Regions from separate parts of the Homo sapiens genome. Here region 1 is linked to region 2. Evidence: chromatin loops called from intact Hi-C (ENCODE). Cell type or tissue: ascending aorta. All regions are shown on one strand. Links, peaks and the distances in the headings refer to the core of each region. The heading gives the core; the rest is flanking DNA. Region 1 overlaps DNAL4 (dynein axonemal light chain 4). Region 2 has its middle 9.0 kb from the start of PDGFB.

Evidence for each region. Peaks named below come from ENCODE experiments on the same cell type or tissue, not always from the same donor. Only the 100,000 strongest peaks of a DNase experiment are listed, where the experiment ranks them.
Region 1: it touches region 2 in a loop (2.1-fold over the local background); 1 of 110 quality-filtered maps calls a loop at or near these places.

Annotation. Positions count from the first base shown.
Region 1 is chr22:38,784,968-38,792,643 of GRCh38, reverse strand. The region is part of intron 1 of DNAL4 (dynein axonemal light chain 4); the gene reads left to right. Among named protein-coding and RNA genes, the nearest start is that of DNAL4, 5.3 kb to the left of the region's middle. In ascending aorta, for the core only: no CTCF peak of the experiment used is centred there; a DNase peak (open chromatin) is centred at 4,025; H3K27ac peaks cover 3,211 bases.
Region 2 is chr22:39,250,169-39,257,844 of GRCh38, reverse strand. No RefSeq gene overlaps it. Among named protein-coding and RNA genes, the nearest start is that of PDGFB, 9.0 kb to the right of the region's middle. RefSeq lists enhancers at 2,139-2,917, 2,701-2,950, 2,707-3,001, 2,918-3,696 and a silencer at 4,172-4,221. In ascending aorta, for the core only: no CTCF peak of the experiment used is centred there; DNase peaks (open chromatin) are centred at 2,844, 4,244 and 4,735; H3K4me3 peaks cover 1,249 bases; H3K27ac peaks cover 2,639 bases.

The DNA of each region.
Region 1 (7,676 bases), core at 2,434-6,433, 470 kb after region 2:
TAGTGTATCTGTGTCTGAGTTTTAACAAAAAAGTTAAAAATGTTAAAAATAAAAAATAAAGGCCAGGAGCGGTGGCTCACGCCTATTAATCCCAGCACTTCGGGAGGCCGACACAGGCAGATCACCTGAGGTCAAGAGTTTGAGACTAGCCTGGCCAACATGGTAAAACCTGTCCCTACTAAAAATACAAAAAATTAGCCAGACGTGGTAGCGGGCACCTGTAATCCCAGCTACTCAGGAGGCTGAGACAGGAGAATGGCGTGAACCCGGGAGGTGGAGGTTTCAGTGCGCCGAGATAGCGCCATTGCGCTCAAGCCTGGGCAACAAGAGTAAAACTTTGTCTCAAAAAAAAAAAAGTAAAAAAGAAATAGAAAATTTATAAGTAGAAAAAAGCTTATAGAATAAAGATATAAAGAAAGAAAATATTTTTGTATAGCTGTACAATGTGTTTGTGTTTTAAGCTAAGTGTTACTACGAAAGAGTCAAAAAGTTAACAAAATCAAAACTTTTACAAAGTAAAAAGTTACAGTAAGCTAAGGTTAACTTATTATGGAAGAAAGAAAAATATTTTCTATAAATTTAGTGCAGCCTAAATTTACGTAAATTTTTTACGGTGTTTATAAATAAAGTTACAGTAGTGGCCAGGCATGGTGGCTCACACCTGTAATGCCAGCACTTTGGGAGGCCAAGGCAGAGGGATCACTTGAGGTCAGGCGATGGAGACCAGCCTGCCCAACATGGTGAAACCCCATCTGTACTCAAAAAAAAAAAAACAACACACAAAAATTAGCCAGGCATGGTGGCAGGCGCCTGTAATCCCAGCTACTTGGGAGGCTGAGGCAGAAGAATCATTTGAACCCGGATGGTGGATGTTGCATTGAGCTGAGATCACACTACTGCACTCCAGCCTGGGCAACAGAGTGAGACTCCATCTAAAAAATAAAAATAAATAGGCTGGGCGCAGTGGCTCACACCTGTAATCCCAGCACTTTGGGAGGCTGAGGCGGGCAGATCACCTGAGGTCAGGAGTTTGAGACCAGCCTGATCAACATGGAGAAACCCCATCTCTACTAAAAATACAAAATACAAAATACTAAAAATACAAAATATAAAAATACAAAAATAAGCCCGGCTTGGTGGCACGTGCCTGTAATCCCAGCTACTCAGGAGGCTGAGGCAGGAGAATCGCTTGAACCCAGGCGGCGGAGGTTGCAGTGAGCCGAGATCACGGCTTTGCACTCCAGCCTGGGGAACAAGAGCAAGATTCATCTCAAAAAATAAAATAAAATAAAAATTAAAAAGTAAAATAAAGTTATAGTGGTGTCCAGTAATGTCCTGGGCCTTCACCACTCATTCACTGATTCTCCCAGAGCAACTTCCTGTCCTGTACGCTTCATTCATGGGAAGTGACCTATATAGGTGTATGATTTTTTATCTTTTATAGCATATTTTTACTGTCCTTTTTTTTTTTTTTCTAGAGGTGGAGACTCGCTCTGCTGCCCAGGCTGGAGTGCAGTGGTGTGATTTCTGCTCACTGCAACCTCCGCCTCCCAGGTTCAAGAGATTCTCCTGCTTCAGCCTCCTGAGTAGCTGGGATTACAGGCGCGCGCCACAACACCAGCTAATTTTTGTATTTTTAGTAGAGACGAGGTTTTGCCATGTTGGCCAGGCTGGTCTCGAACTCCTGACTTCAAGTGATCCACCTACCTCAGCCTCCCAAAGTGCTGGGATTACAAGCGTGAGCCACCGCACCCGGCCAACTGTACTTTTTCTATGTTTAGATACACAAACACCATTGCATTACAGTTGCCTACAGTATTTAGTACAGTAACATGCTATACAAGTTTGTAGCCTTGGAGAAATAGGCCGTACCATATAGCCTAGGTCTGTAGTAGGCTACATCATCTAGGTTTGTGTAAGTACACTCTATGACATTCACACAACAAAATCGCCTAACGATTCTCAGAACATGCCCCTGTCATTAAGCAACGCATGACTGTGTTGATGCGATAGTTGGACTTGATGGCTTCCCTCCTGCCCCGATAGCCCATGACTTGGTGATTTCTTTCTCCTGACTAGATACCTCCATCTGCGTATCTTACCAGCAACTTAAACTTTGCAGCTCTGAAATGAAACTGACCTGCTTCTCTACCCAGCTGTGCCACCTGGTTTCCCCTCTCCCCATCAGTGGCATCACCATCCTCCTGGGCATCATTCCTCACTCCACCATGCTCATTCCATTTGGGCAGTTGTCAGGTTGTTTTGATTCTGCTGCATGCAGAGCTCACATCGTCTCCATTCCTGAAGCCACCACTCTCCTTCAAGTATTTCATGCCTGTGACATTAATACCCCTGGACCATTACTGCAGCTTCCTAGCGACTGCTCCTACCTCCGGTCTCTGCTCCTGTCAACCCAGCCCACCCATGTCACCAGCCACCTAGAGACCTCCAAAGGGCTTCCCATTCACTATGAAAAAGATCCACACATCTTGCCAGGCATGGTGGCTCACACTTGTAATCCCAACACTTTTGAGAGGCTGAAGTGGGAGCATCACTTGAGTCCAGGAGTTCAAGACCAGCCTGGGCAACATAGAGACCCCATGTCTACAAAAATATGTAAGCATAGGTTTCAGGACCCATCTACACGTCCACAGCCCAACCCCAGTCTTTTTCCCCAGATTTATTTCTCCCTTCTTTGCCAAATTCTATCTTCTAGCCAAATCGGACTGTTAGACTTTCCCAGAAGATGCTTTGTACTTTCTGCCTTGGCACTGTTGTGTTCATCCGCCTGGAAGGTCTTCCTCACCTCGTCCACCTGTTGCAATTCTTCCTCACCTTTCCAGGCCTGACTCAAATGCTGCCCCTGCCAGCAAGCTCCTTTTGCTGTCTTATCTCACCCTCCTCACCACTGCAAGTATGCCTGTCTTGTGGCACTACTTTCTGCCAGGCTGCCAGGAACCATAGTTAGTTCCTTGTGTATGCCTGTTGGTCTCCATATTAGATTGTAAGCTCCTTAAAGGCAGGGACTGTCTGATGATTATAGTCGAGTAGTTGAAAAAGCATAATCAGGCCAGGCATGGTGACTCACGCTTATAATCCCAGCACTTTGGGAGGCTGAGGTGGGCAAATTGCTTGAGCTCAGGTGTTTGAGACCAGCCTGGGCAACATGGCAAAACCCCGTCTCTCCAAAAAATAAAAAAATTAGCCGAGTATGGTGGCACAAGCCTGTAGTGTGCCACCACTGAGTGTGGTAGCATGAGCTACTCAGGAGGATCATCTGAGCCTGGGAAGTTGAGGCTGCGGTAAGCTGTGATCATGCCACCGCACTCCAGCCTGGGCAACAGAGTGAGACCCTGTCTCGAAAAGAAAAGAAAAAGCATAATCTTTGAAGTCATATATACCTGCAATCAAATCCTAGCCCCTTTGTTTATTAACTAGGTGGAAACTCTCTTTTTTTCAGGCTGTGTGGCTATACCAGTAACGTAGGGCTAGTAGTACCTGTCTGACAGAGTGACTGGGGGAGGGACATCCTGTATGTAGATCGCCCATTCTGGTGCCTGGCTCAGGATCAGTGTTCAATAAATAGTCTTGAATGGATGTGATAGGTCCTCTCCCCTCCCATGGGGCAAATGAAATATAAGTTAATTGCAATTTGGATAATTTCTGGGCTTCTGCCGTGTGCCAGACACTGGCCTTTGTGCTCTGGGGCATCTAGAGCCAAATCAAGTTCCTCAGCCCCAGGGAATCTGGACTCACGGGCACAGTTAAGTCGTGATCGGTTGTGAGATGTCACTGGTAATTAGCAATTGTGAATGAGTTTCTAAAAAATAAATCCATGCTAAGTCCAATTTATTTCTGTGATAATGTCACTCTTACTCCCTTAGATTCAAATCTGTTCTCTTGAGTGGGAGAGAGCGGGGCGGGAGCCTGCCCTGCTGTGTGTGGCGAGCAGCTGTTCTCCGGGAGCTAATAGCTGTGATGGTTGTGACTTTCCTTATACTTTGTATCTTGACAAAACTGTCTGGGATTTCATCCAAGTCTGGCTAAGTCCTTGAGGGTGCATGTGTGAGTCAATGTCACTTATCACATGGTGTCGGACATGAGGAAATGTTGAGAATTGCAGATCCAGACAGCAGGCCTCTCTTCTCTCCCTCCCTCCTCTCCTTCCCTCCACTCCTCCCTCAGTCCCAGGCACATTAAGTTTTCATTGGACCGCAGCAAAATGAGAAAAAATAAGGACCACGTAAAAACAACTTCGTGTGTTTGACTTTTCTTGAGGAGGGCTGATCTTTATTCTGCCAAATTTTCCTCTTTTGTAGTAGATGATGTATCTTCTAAGGCCCTTTTGCAGCAGAATTTTAAAATGGCAGCCCTGCGTCTGCCCACACTTTAAACTGGTCTGGGAGCCTGGCTTCTGCATCATTTCCTGACCTTACTACGAGCGTCTTGGACGAATGCCCAAGTCCTTAGGATCCTTTTTCCTCCCCTGTCAGCTTTGTTCTTCATTTGTTCGCTAGAAGGCCAAGGAAGACTGGAGTGCCCGCCTGTGTCCCCAATGTGGCGGGAAGCAAGAGGCAGGCCTGGACAGAGGCTGGATGGGTGGATGCTGAGTATCGAAGTCATCTGTGTTACTGGCTTGTCTCCTACTTGCTTGTGCCAAAGGAGAAAGCACAGAAGGTCGAGTCAGAAGGATGGATTGGGGTTCCGATCCTGGTTCTACCATTGCCGGCTGTGCACCCTCAGGCCACCCATAAAACCTCTCTGAGCTCCAGTGACTTGTCTGAGAATAGGGAGCTGGATCCTTCCCTCACAGGTGTTAGGAGGATGAAATGAGATGGTGGATGTGAAGGCACACCATAGCCACACCACTACCACCTCAGCCCCAAGAGGTTTCACAGAATTTCCTTGTGACTCTTTCCTCCTTCATTACTACCACAGTGGTTTGCACATAGTGGGAACTTGGGAGATAGTGGTTTGTTTGGCTGCACGTTTAGATGTGTAGCAGGTTGGTCTATGAAGAAGGATATCGCAGTTTCCTTCCTACTGCACCAGTAACAGGAGCTGAGTCCTTAGCCCCAATTTCCAGATGAGAAAACTGAGGCTGCCAGGTGCAGTGGCCCACGCCTGTAATCCTAGCGCTTTGGGAGGCTGAGGCAGGTGGATCACCTGAGGTCAGGAGTTCGAGACCAGCCTGGCCAACATGGTGAAACCCCATCTCTACTAAAAATACAAAAATTAGCCAGGCGTGGTGGCGCGTACCTGTAATCCCAGCTACTTGGGAGGCTGAGTCAGAAGAATTGCTTGAACCCGGGAGGCGGAGGTTGCAGTGAGCCGAGATCGCGTCACTACACTCCAGCCTGTGCAACAAGAGCAAAACGCTGTCTCAAAAAAAAAAAAAAGAAAGAAAGAAAGAAAGAAAAGAAAAGAAAACTGAGGCTTAGGGAGGTAAGCCCTTGTCTAAAACAGAACCAAGATGTGAATTCAGATCCGACGGTGGAGTCTGTACTCAGAACCACCATGACATGCTCCAGGTGTGTCCTGCAATCTCTCAGGTGCATGGTGGGTGGTACAGGGAGGCGAGCCGTGATCTAAGGGCCGCGGATGTTCCAGACATTGAATGGCTGCCCCCCTCCCAGGGGGCTGGCAGATATTTTGGGCCTTATTTCCCAGAACGCATTCATTTTTCCCAGTCCCTCCCACACACCCTAACCCTCTTTAGGATTCTTCCCAGACGCTTCAGACACAGAATAGTGAATGGTGACTGAGGTCAGTGCCACAAAAGAACAAGGGATAGCAGGACCAGGAACACTGGCCTTGACCAGGCAATGAGATAAAGGGCCCTTGTCTGTGCCCACTGTTGCTTAGGAAGAGCCTCACATCAGAGGGGGTGAGGATATGTAAAGCCCACAGATGGCCCTTGAGTGAGGAGGAGAGCAGGGGTAGTGGGAGAGGGAATAAGGCTGCCCCTGGCTTTGCACCACTGTGGGCCAGATGGGCTGGAGTCGAGCTTCTGTACCCAGGAGATTCAAGTACCCTGGCGGTGGGCACAGTTTTGTTTTTGTTTTGTTTTGTTTTGTTTTGTTTTGAGACTGAGTCTCACTTCTTCGCCCAGGCTGGAGTGCAATGGTGTGATCTTGGCTCACCGCAATCTCTGTCTCCCGGGTTCAAGCCATTCTCCTGCCTCAGCCTCCCCAGTAGCTGGGATTACAGGCATGTACCACCACATCCGGCTAATTTTTATATTTTTAGTAGAGACAGGGTTTTACCCTGTTGGCCAGGCTGGTCTCGAACTTCTGACCTCAAGTGATCCACCCACCTCGGCCTCCCAAAGTGCTGGGATTACAGGCGTGAGCCACTGCACCCAGCCACAATTATATTATTAAAAGGCTCTTTTAGACCTGACATGACTCTTTCTGGCTCCAAGAGTTCAGGCACATGCTTCTCTGCATGGAAGATTGATAAGGTTGTTAGAACCTCTGGTTCTGCTATTTTTGGTAACATTCTTTGAGGAGAGTTTTAGGACTGTGGCTGAATGACTCTAGCTGTACTATAATGATACAGCGTCATAAAAAATTCTCCTGCCTTTCTGTATTTGGAAACACATCATCTATAACGATTCCTTTTTATTCTGTCTCATCTCTTTTAGGTCCCCAGAAGTATGTGTAGTGGTTAGAAAAAGCTCTTTGTAGTCAGGGCCCTTAGTAAACTTGGCTGAATCATGGTGACCAAGTCCTGGCTGATTAACGCTGGTAGCAGAGAGCACTGTGATAACAGCGCAGAGAGCTTTAACGTTTCAAATCGCTCACATACACATACCTGGGGCTTGCAACAGCTTCCTGAGAACGCAGAGATAGGATTTAGTATCCCGTTTCATAGAGAAGGAAACCAAGGCTTAGGTGAAATTACTTGCTGACGGCTGCAAAGAAAGGAAGTGAGCAGAATGCTCGTCTTTGACAGAGCTGGTCTCCATGCCTGCACACTCCGGCTTGCGGCCCACACAGTTCTTAGCTCTGCAAGATGCTGCACAGGTCACTCTCCCACTGGCTTTTCCCCGTTGTTCCTGAGAAATGGGCCTTGGTCATACCTCTGAAGTCATGGGACATCTCAGCAGGATTCTGCATGTTAGAGCAGCTGTCACAGACCCTGACCTCCTGGAGGGTGGCATGTCCACAACTGGCTCCTGGTTCCCTCCTGGCTCCTACATGCCAGCACTTTTTAGCCTCCGGGATGAATTGAATCAAATGGAAACATCTCAGTGGAAGATGCCTAAGAAGCTGCTTCCACATTTTTCATTGTTCCCCCTTGAAATTCTCAGAGATAAACAAACTGTGTGCCCTTTTCCTTCTGTCATCAGTGTAGCCGCCACCTCTGTCACACCTGGACAAAGGTAGAGGAGGAAGCAGTAAGGCTAGGAGGACAGCCTGGAATTGGAAATACGCCTTCACATTCATGAGCAAAGACAAAATGATTCCCTGAATTTTGTGAAATAAGGAACCTGACCAGAAAGTACAATGAAATTGTGCTTGGTAATTCACCAGCTTGTAGAGAGAGACAAACAAAAACTGCTAACATCTGAGTGGTACAAATGCCCAGAATTGATGAGATAAGTGGAGCCATCTGTCCACTGGGAAATCAGAAAATACCAATGTCATTGGATGGGGGGGGGGGTCTGTGCC
Region 2 (7,676 bases), core at 1,781-5,780:
ATCTATGTCTGATGGGGCCTGTCCCAGCCAGGGGACAGGGACTACTGAGGATTCTGGAATCCGGACCCTCCGAGGGAGAGAAGGGCTGAGGCTGGGGGCGAGAGGAACCTGAGCAGGCTCCGTGCCTCTGTCAGATGGAGGGCAGAGCCCTTGGCACCTGTCTGGGGGTGAGGAATGCTGGCCCAGGAAGTGTGGGGCCCCTCCTCTCCCAGCTCTCCATCCTCTGCTCTGTGGCGAGGCTATGCCTGGCCAGGCATTGTTCAAAGGTTTGAAAATAAAGGCTTCTTGGCCTGGCCCTGCTGGCAGAGGGAAGGGGGCAGCTCTGGCCCAGGCCTGAAGGATAACTGGCTGAAAAGGGAGGTCCCACCCAGCTCCACCTCCAGTACGGCTGGGAGCATTGGGGTCCTCGGAGTGTCCTGGCACCCCGGCTTCTGCTGCCTAGTGAGGCTGGGTCTGGGGCCTTCTCCTCCTCCAGGGGCTCAAGCTGCCCCTTCCCCACCAGAAGCTTCCAACAATCTGGGGCTGGTGGGGGACAGGTGCTCCCCTCATGCCTTCTTTCACCTACTAGCAGATAACTTAACAGTAATGATGTCTCCATTACCCCAGTGGGGTAGGCACCACTGTCATTACTGTTAGACACATGAGGAAACCAAGGCTCAGAGAGGTTGAGTAACTTGTCCAAGGCCACACAGCTGGCCAGCAGAGGAGCCATGGCTCAAGCAGAGGTCTGCCTGGCTCCTGAGTCAGAGCCTAACCATGTACCCCACCACCCCTCGCCTCCCCACTATTCCACCTCCCCTGGGCTCCCCTTCCAGGCCCTCCCTCTGGCCGGCAGAGCCAAGAAGCTTTCTGCTTCCCCTGAGTGGCCAGGGCTTGGGGATACCATGTAGGGTGCTGGGGGAGGGAGGGAGCCAGCAGAGAAGGGCTTGTGGTGGGGTGTCCATGTCAGCTTGTTAAATTCTCACACCCAGCTCTCACGCAGGGGCTCTGTCTGTTTTGTAGATGAGCAAACTGAGGCCCAGAAGAGATGGGATTTGAACCTAGATCCGTTTCTGTCTAAAGCCTTTCCTCACACTCAGTGTCTGAAGGGCTAATAGGAATCCCCAACACAGAACACTACCCAGCCTCTACAAGGTCCATGTGTGAACCAAGAGGCACCAAAGGGTGGGCTGGGGGCACTGTTGCTTGGGCACAGGACGGACGGCAGGTAGAAAGAGCAGGTCAGGAGCCAGGGAGCCCGGGCAGCTCCGACACCCGGATGTCCCCCATCCGACTCAGCAGGCAGGGCCCTGCCTTCCTCCGGTGGCACATGGCTGCCAGCCTCCCCTTCCAGACGAGATCCGGTGATCCCCTGTCCACCCCCGGGGCCTCTGCTGAGGCTGGCACGCTGGTGCTGGCACCGGAAAGCGACATTCCAGAGTCCCCCCCCAATTCCCTGCCAAACCTGGATTCTTGGCAGAGCAGGAGAGCAGGGGCTTCTGGGAGATGCTCAAGGCAGGAGTGTGGGGAGAGGGCTGTGGCTGGGGAGGATTGTGGGTGGGACCAGAGCGGGCACACCTGCCCGCAGGACGTAGGAGGGACCAGGGAAGGGACAGGGCAGACCGCCCCCACCCCCCAGGAACTAGGCATCTCTGGGCTGCCCCACCCCAACAGAAGCCTGGATGGGGCGACAGCACAGCCTCCAGACTGGGGGGAGCTAGGCCGAGGACAGCATCTCAGACGTGGTGTTCCTAAAAAGATACATCCTTCTCAGGTGGTCAGGTACCCCTCACTCCCTCCGGTCGAAGGTTTTCCAGGCAGAGCTCTGACTCACTGTGTGACCTTGGGCAAGACACATGCCCTCTCTGGGCCTCAGAGACTCATGACAGGGCTGAAACAGGCAAATCTTGAAGGCGCCTTCGAGCAAACGACTTAGGACACTTGGTTTTTATTGTTCCAAGATCTTGTGACTTTAGCCTCCTCCCTGGCCTCCCCTGTCCCATCTCTACACAGCGGCAACGGCTCTTTGTAAAACTGAGTCAGGGGGCTCCCCTGCTCAGCACCCTGGGGGAGGGAGTGCCTCTGGCTTCGTCCCCCTGCCCCTGTGCCTGCCCCGTCCCCTGCCTCCAGTGCACGGGCCCCTCCTGGACAACTTTCTTCTCTCCTGGGGCATCTGCCACTCACCCCTCCTCTGGCCCCACCCAGATCTTTCAATAGTTCTTTCTGGTCATCCAAGGCTCAGCTCAAATGTCAGAGAGGCCTTCCCTGACCCGTTTCCTAAACTTGTACCCTTCACCCACCCAGGGTTTGTGATCACATTTCTCTGATTTATTTGCTTTATAACATTTTCTCACAACCGGGGTCTTCTTGTTCATTTACTATTTACTTGCCGATTGTCCTTTTTGCCTCTGGACTGTCAACTCTGAGAGGGCAGGGACGCGTCTCCGGTACCCAGCTCTCGGCAGGCTCTCTCAGTCTTTCTGAATGAGTGACTCTGACACTGTGCGTTTCTCAGAACAAGCCCGAACTCCTGGTCCCTCAGCTCGAGATTCCTCCCTGGGGGCTCACTGCTCCCTCCCTCCGTGGCCTCCCCCATCCCAGGCTGGTGGCATGTTCCTGGGTCCTCAGCGCTGGGACAGGGTTGCCTCAGGCCCTGACCATGGGGCCCAGCAGCCCGGGGGCCTGGCAAGGCAGCACAGGGTGGGAAGGAGGGAAGGCCCATGTCCCCTGGTCCCCATGAAACCCCGTTCCCCAAGAGCAGGAGAGCAGTCCTGGGCCTGGAAACCCCCTTGGTCTGGCTGCTGGGGCAGGCAGTTCCGGGGTGACCTCATCGCCTTGAAAGGAGGGCAGCAGGGGCAGGAAACGGAGGACACATCAGAGAGACTAAATTTAGAGCGTTTGATTCAGCCCGGGCGGGACAATATTCCTGGAGTCCCCATTGTTTGTGAGGGGCCAGAGGGCAGGCTGCCCGTTGAATGCTGGGTCTGAGCCATGCCAAGCTGTCTGGGCATGCAGGGGTCGCGGGCGGTGGGTGCGGTGAACCCCCCACCTGGAGAGAAAGCTGGGCCAAGGGTCAGGGCAGATGAGGTGGGGTGCGAGCTCTGGGGGTGCTGCCCTTCTGATAAGGCCAAAGGTGTAGAGGGCGATGCCTCAAAGAGGAAGAGGGGTCTTTGCTCTCCTGATAACACGCCCTCTGCAGCGTGCCCCTCATAATAGCCAGGACAGGCGTTATCCTCCCCCTCCTCTGCCATTGCCCAGGCAGGGGTCTGAGGTTCGGCTGGGAGACTAAGTTGCTGAAGGCCACGTGGAGGATAATGCCCCAGCTCCCAGCCCAGGTCAGCAGCACCAGCTGTGCCCCCCGCCCTTTGTCCTACGACCAGGACAGGCCCTGCCCCCACACATCGCCCTGCTGCCCCCCACCAGGCCTAGCAGCTGCGGGTGGACAGGAGAGGGTGACTTGCCCTGCACAGACTCCAGAACCCATTGCCATGGCAACCTGGGGTCCAGGCTTGTGATGCTCTGGAGATGAGCCCGGAGCCGAGGACGTGGGTGAGGATGCAGGGGCGCTGGCTTTTGCCCCCTGGCCTGCGAGCACCAGAGATGGGCCAGCAGCCCGGCCAAGCTGCCTGGGCTGGTCACACTGGCTTGGCCGGAGGTCTTCCAGGGTGTCCTGTTTCTGTGCCCACGCTTCAGGCCACACTGCAGCGGGCGCCAGAGGAGGCTGCAGATTGTCCTGGATTCAGGGCCACCCTGGTGGGTGAAGGCTCTGCAGTCCCTGTGCTCAGGACCCTCCTGCTCCTGTCCAAGCCCCCTTCCTCCCTTCCCGCAAGTCCCACTGAGGCTCAGGGAACCCCTTGGGCCATCTGCCCTGGAAATGGGGAGAGGGGACTGGAAGTTCCAGTGGGCTGGTTCTGTCCACCACTGTGTGTCAGGCACAGGCAAAGGCCCCAGGGATGTTCAGAGCTCACCCCCGCCCTCCTTTCCTCTCTCCAGCTGCAGGAGGACCTGGGGAAGGAAGGCAGCCCCCACCCCGTGTATGCCAGATGAGTAAACCAAGGGTCTGAGCTGGGAAGAGGCCTGCCTGGGACCAGGCACAGGGCAGCAGCTTCACCCATCAGCCTGGGCCCTGCCCACTGCAGTCCCGGCCCCTCGCGGTCGCTCCCTGCAGCCCACTGCCCTGCCGGGGCGGCGGCCCGGGCGCTCGCTGCTCCTGTTGATTTCACGTCATGACTCATGTTATCATGTTCTCAGGAGCTGAGTAACCACCTGGGTTATTTATACCCTGGCTTGGCAGGCTTCCTTCCCTCCTCCCAGAACTCGGGCAGGGAGGACGGGGTGGGGGTGGGGAGGAACCTGGGAGGGGGACGTGGACTAGAAGAAGGCAGCTGAGCACCCCCACGTCCCCTCCCCTGGGGCACCACCCCCGTAAGGCACCCCAAAATAACCATGCCTATTTCAGCATAACAGGATGGGCCTGCCTCGATGGCATGGACCTATAGGTGTTATGATGGTCTGGGGAGGGGGGAGTTCCTTTCCCGAGCGAGTCACCCGTCTGGAAAAATAAAGAAGGAAAAAGCTGAAAAATTTTCCTTCCATCAAAACAGGAAGGAGCTGGGGAGGGGGATGGACAGGGAGATGAGGCTTGGAGGCTGAGGTGCATCCTCCCCTCCCCCACTGGTGGTCTTTAGGGAAGGGAAGCCCCGGCGCCTGGGGTCTCTAGCCTGCTCGGCTGGGGCCGGCGCCCTGGGTGTCTCCCGAGTGGGACATTGCTGGCTGCCAGGGGGTGTTTTCATCCTCCCTTCCTCCCGGGCCAGTGTACATTGGTTTACACCCACAATGCCTGTGTGCACGCAGGCCCCCCAGTCGCCCTTCACACCGCATCACACAGGCACGCTCACCCTCCCTGCACGCCCCCACCAGATCCCACATGGGAAAATATCTCACTCACACTGGTGGGTGGGATGGGGGGATCTGTCTTTCTGGCTTAATTCATTCTTCCCTCCCTTTGAGCACTTTCCTGGGAGTGCTGTGACTTCAGTTCAAACCCAGCTCCACCTCTAACCAACAGGGTGATGTTAGAGAAGTCACTTTCCCTCTCTGAGCCTCAGTTTTCCCATCTGTAAGAGGGGTATGATCCTTCCCATGCCGCTTGCTTCCCTTTGAGGCAGATTGTGCGACTGAATGAGGTTTGTGCCTCAGGTGCCTCAGCCAAGTGGGAGGAAGGTAACCACAGCTCCCATGTATGGAGTGCTCCGTTTGTGCCAACCCCCTTCATTCATTTGCTAGCTTAACCCCATTACCAAATGGGACAGGTTCCAGAATCACACTCACCCAGGGTCCCACAGCTGGGAGGGGGCGTGGTGAGCACTGTCGTTATCCAAGGAAGAACAGGGAGGTCCCCTGGTGCCCCAAGGGGGAAGGGGCAGAGGAAAGCCCATCCTCCATGGAACACCCCTTCCACCTGGGACCATCGATGATAACTCTGTGGCTTCAGCAGGGACGTGCCCCATGGCCAGAGCACATCTGTGCCCGGGGAGCACGTACTATGCCCATGGCTGCGGTGGTTCCTATTAAGACTCTTAGTCACTCATGCCGGCTGCCCTCTGTTTGCTTATTGACTTATATAACCACGGCCCCAGGGTGTTTATACAGTCGTCTGGGTCTTTCCGACTGTCTACCTGCCTGCCTGCTTTGGCCTGTAAGCCCCCCCTAGGGCAGGGGGCTCCAGAGAGGTGAGCTGGTGGTGGAATGGCCAATTCTTCCCGAGGATAACTCCGGAGGCGTGCCATGCACGTCCGCACACACTCCCCACAATCAGATCGTGTCTGGATACCCATTCTACAGACGACGACACCGAGGCTGCGGACGTTGTTCCTCCAGGCCCAGGACTCAGTTTTCATGCCTGTAAAATGGGGATAACGTATTTTTCTCTCCCTGGATTGTTGGGTGGTTCAGTGAGTTAATGTATGAGTTTGAAACATATAAAATCACAGTGTTTAACTTTTTAAAAAGTACTTTTTTTTAGTACAGTTTTCAATTCACGGCAGCAGTGAGAGGAAGGCACAGAGATAGCCCATGGGAATCTATGGGTGAGTGAGGGTGAGGCCCCAGTGAACTGGGCGGGTGTGTTTTCATCTTTGCCTGCCTGGCAGATGGGTAGAGAAGTGCAGGGCAGGGATGTTGGCACTGAGCTGCCTGGGTTCAAGTCCTGGCTCTGCCCTCAGCCATCCCTGACTTTGGCAGAGCTGTTGTGGACCTTGGTTTCCCCATTTGTGAAATGGGGGTGGCAAGAGCTCCTCTCATGCCCACGTGTCGTGCAGCTCAAATGAGTTATTGCACCTACAGGTGCAGAGCCGGCTGCCCAACTGCACGGCCAAGGCTACACAGAGTTTGCTCTTATGAATACTGGTGGAAAGTTTGTGACTTTTAGTTTTTTTTGAAGCAGAGTCTCACTCTGTTGCCCAGACTGGAGTGCAGTGGTGTGATCATGGCTCGCTGCATCCTCGACCTCCTTGGCTCAGGCGATCCTCCCGCCTCAGCCTCCTGAGTAGCTGGGACTACAGATGCACGCTACCACACCAGGCTGATTTTTGTATTATTACTATTTTTTTTGTAGCGATGGGGTTTTGCTGTGTTGCCCATGCTGGACTCCAACTCCTGGGCTCCAGTGATCCGCCTGCTTTGGTCCCCCAAAGTGCTGGGATTATGGGTGTGAGCCACTGCTCCTGCCTAAGTTTGTGACTTTTATACTGTGGCTGGCTTCCCATTCTTTTGATAGGCTCACCATGCTTCCTGCAGTTACAAGCAGTCTCCTCTAGCAAGCTGGGATCCCCACCAAGAGGGGTGCCCGCTCACTGCCTGTCCGTCTCTGCTTCCCAGCTCCATCCCTTCCAGAATCCTCAGTCAAACTCTTAGAAAGCGACTGAAAGGATGCCCTGATTTGGAAAGGGCTGGCTAACCCATACCTATTCCATCGTTTCCCACCTGTGGACCCACCACAAGCAAATGGCTTCTGTCTCTGGGGTGGGGGTGGACCCGGGGCCCCCCCGAATCCTTGGGCCCACTGCCTCCAGCCCTGCATAGCCTCTCCATGTAGTCCGTATAATTTTGTATGTATGCATCATGGCATGAAGAAGGCTAGGCAGCTGCCATCTAGGCACACAGGGAGGCATCGTGTGGCTGGGAGGTGGCAAAGCTGTGGGCTTCGGCATCACAGCCTTGGATCAAATCCCGACACTGCTGCTTCCTTGCTGGGTGGCGGTGGGAAAGCCAGCAGGCTTCTCGGAGCCTCAGTCTCCTCTCCTCCCCCGGATGAACAGATCAGAGCACCAGGAGTGGGTCAGGGCTCAGCCAGGCTCTCTTTCTTTGCTGGTCAAATGGTAATCACTGTCCTACCGCCTTCCTCAGGCTGTCAGCTCAAGAGCACGATTGGCCCAGGGTGAATGCTCTGCAAGGGAGGCTGTCCTGATGACGGGCTCACTCCAGGCCCAAGAGGCAGGCAGCAAAGGACGCTGTCAGGATGGGCCTTCTCTGGGGAGAGCCAGACTTCAAGCATCAAGGTGGGGAGGGGGGGCCCAGACCCCCGATAGGGTCATCCTCCAGCCCATCTGGCCCAGCTCCCCTCACCCCAGGACGGTTTCACTCGAATTCCAGCCAGCTTGCAGGGCAGATAGGTCCAAGCTGCCCCGTCCAAACAT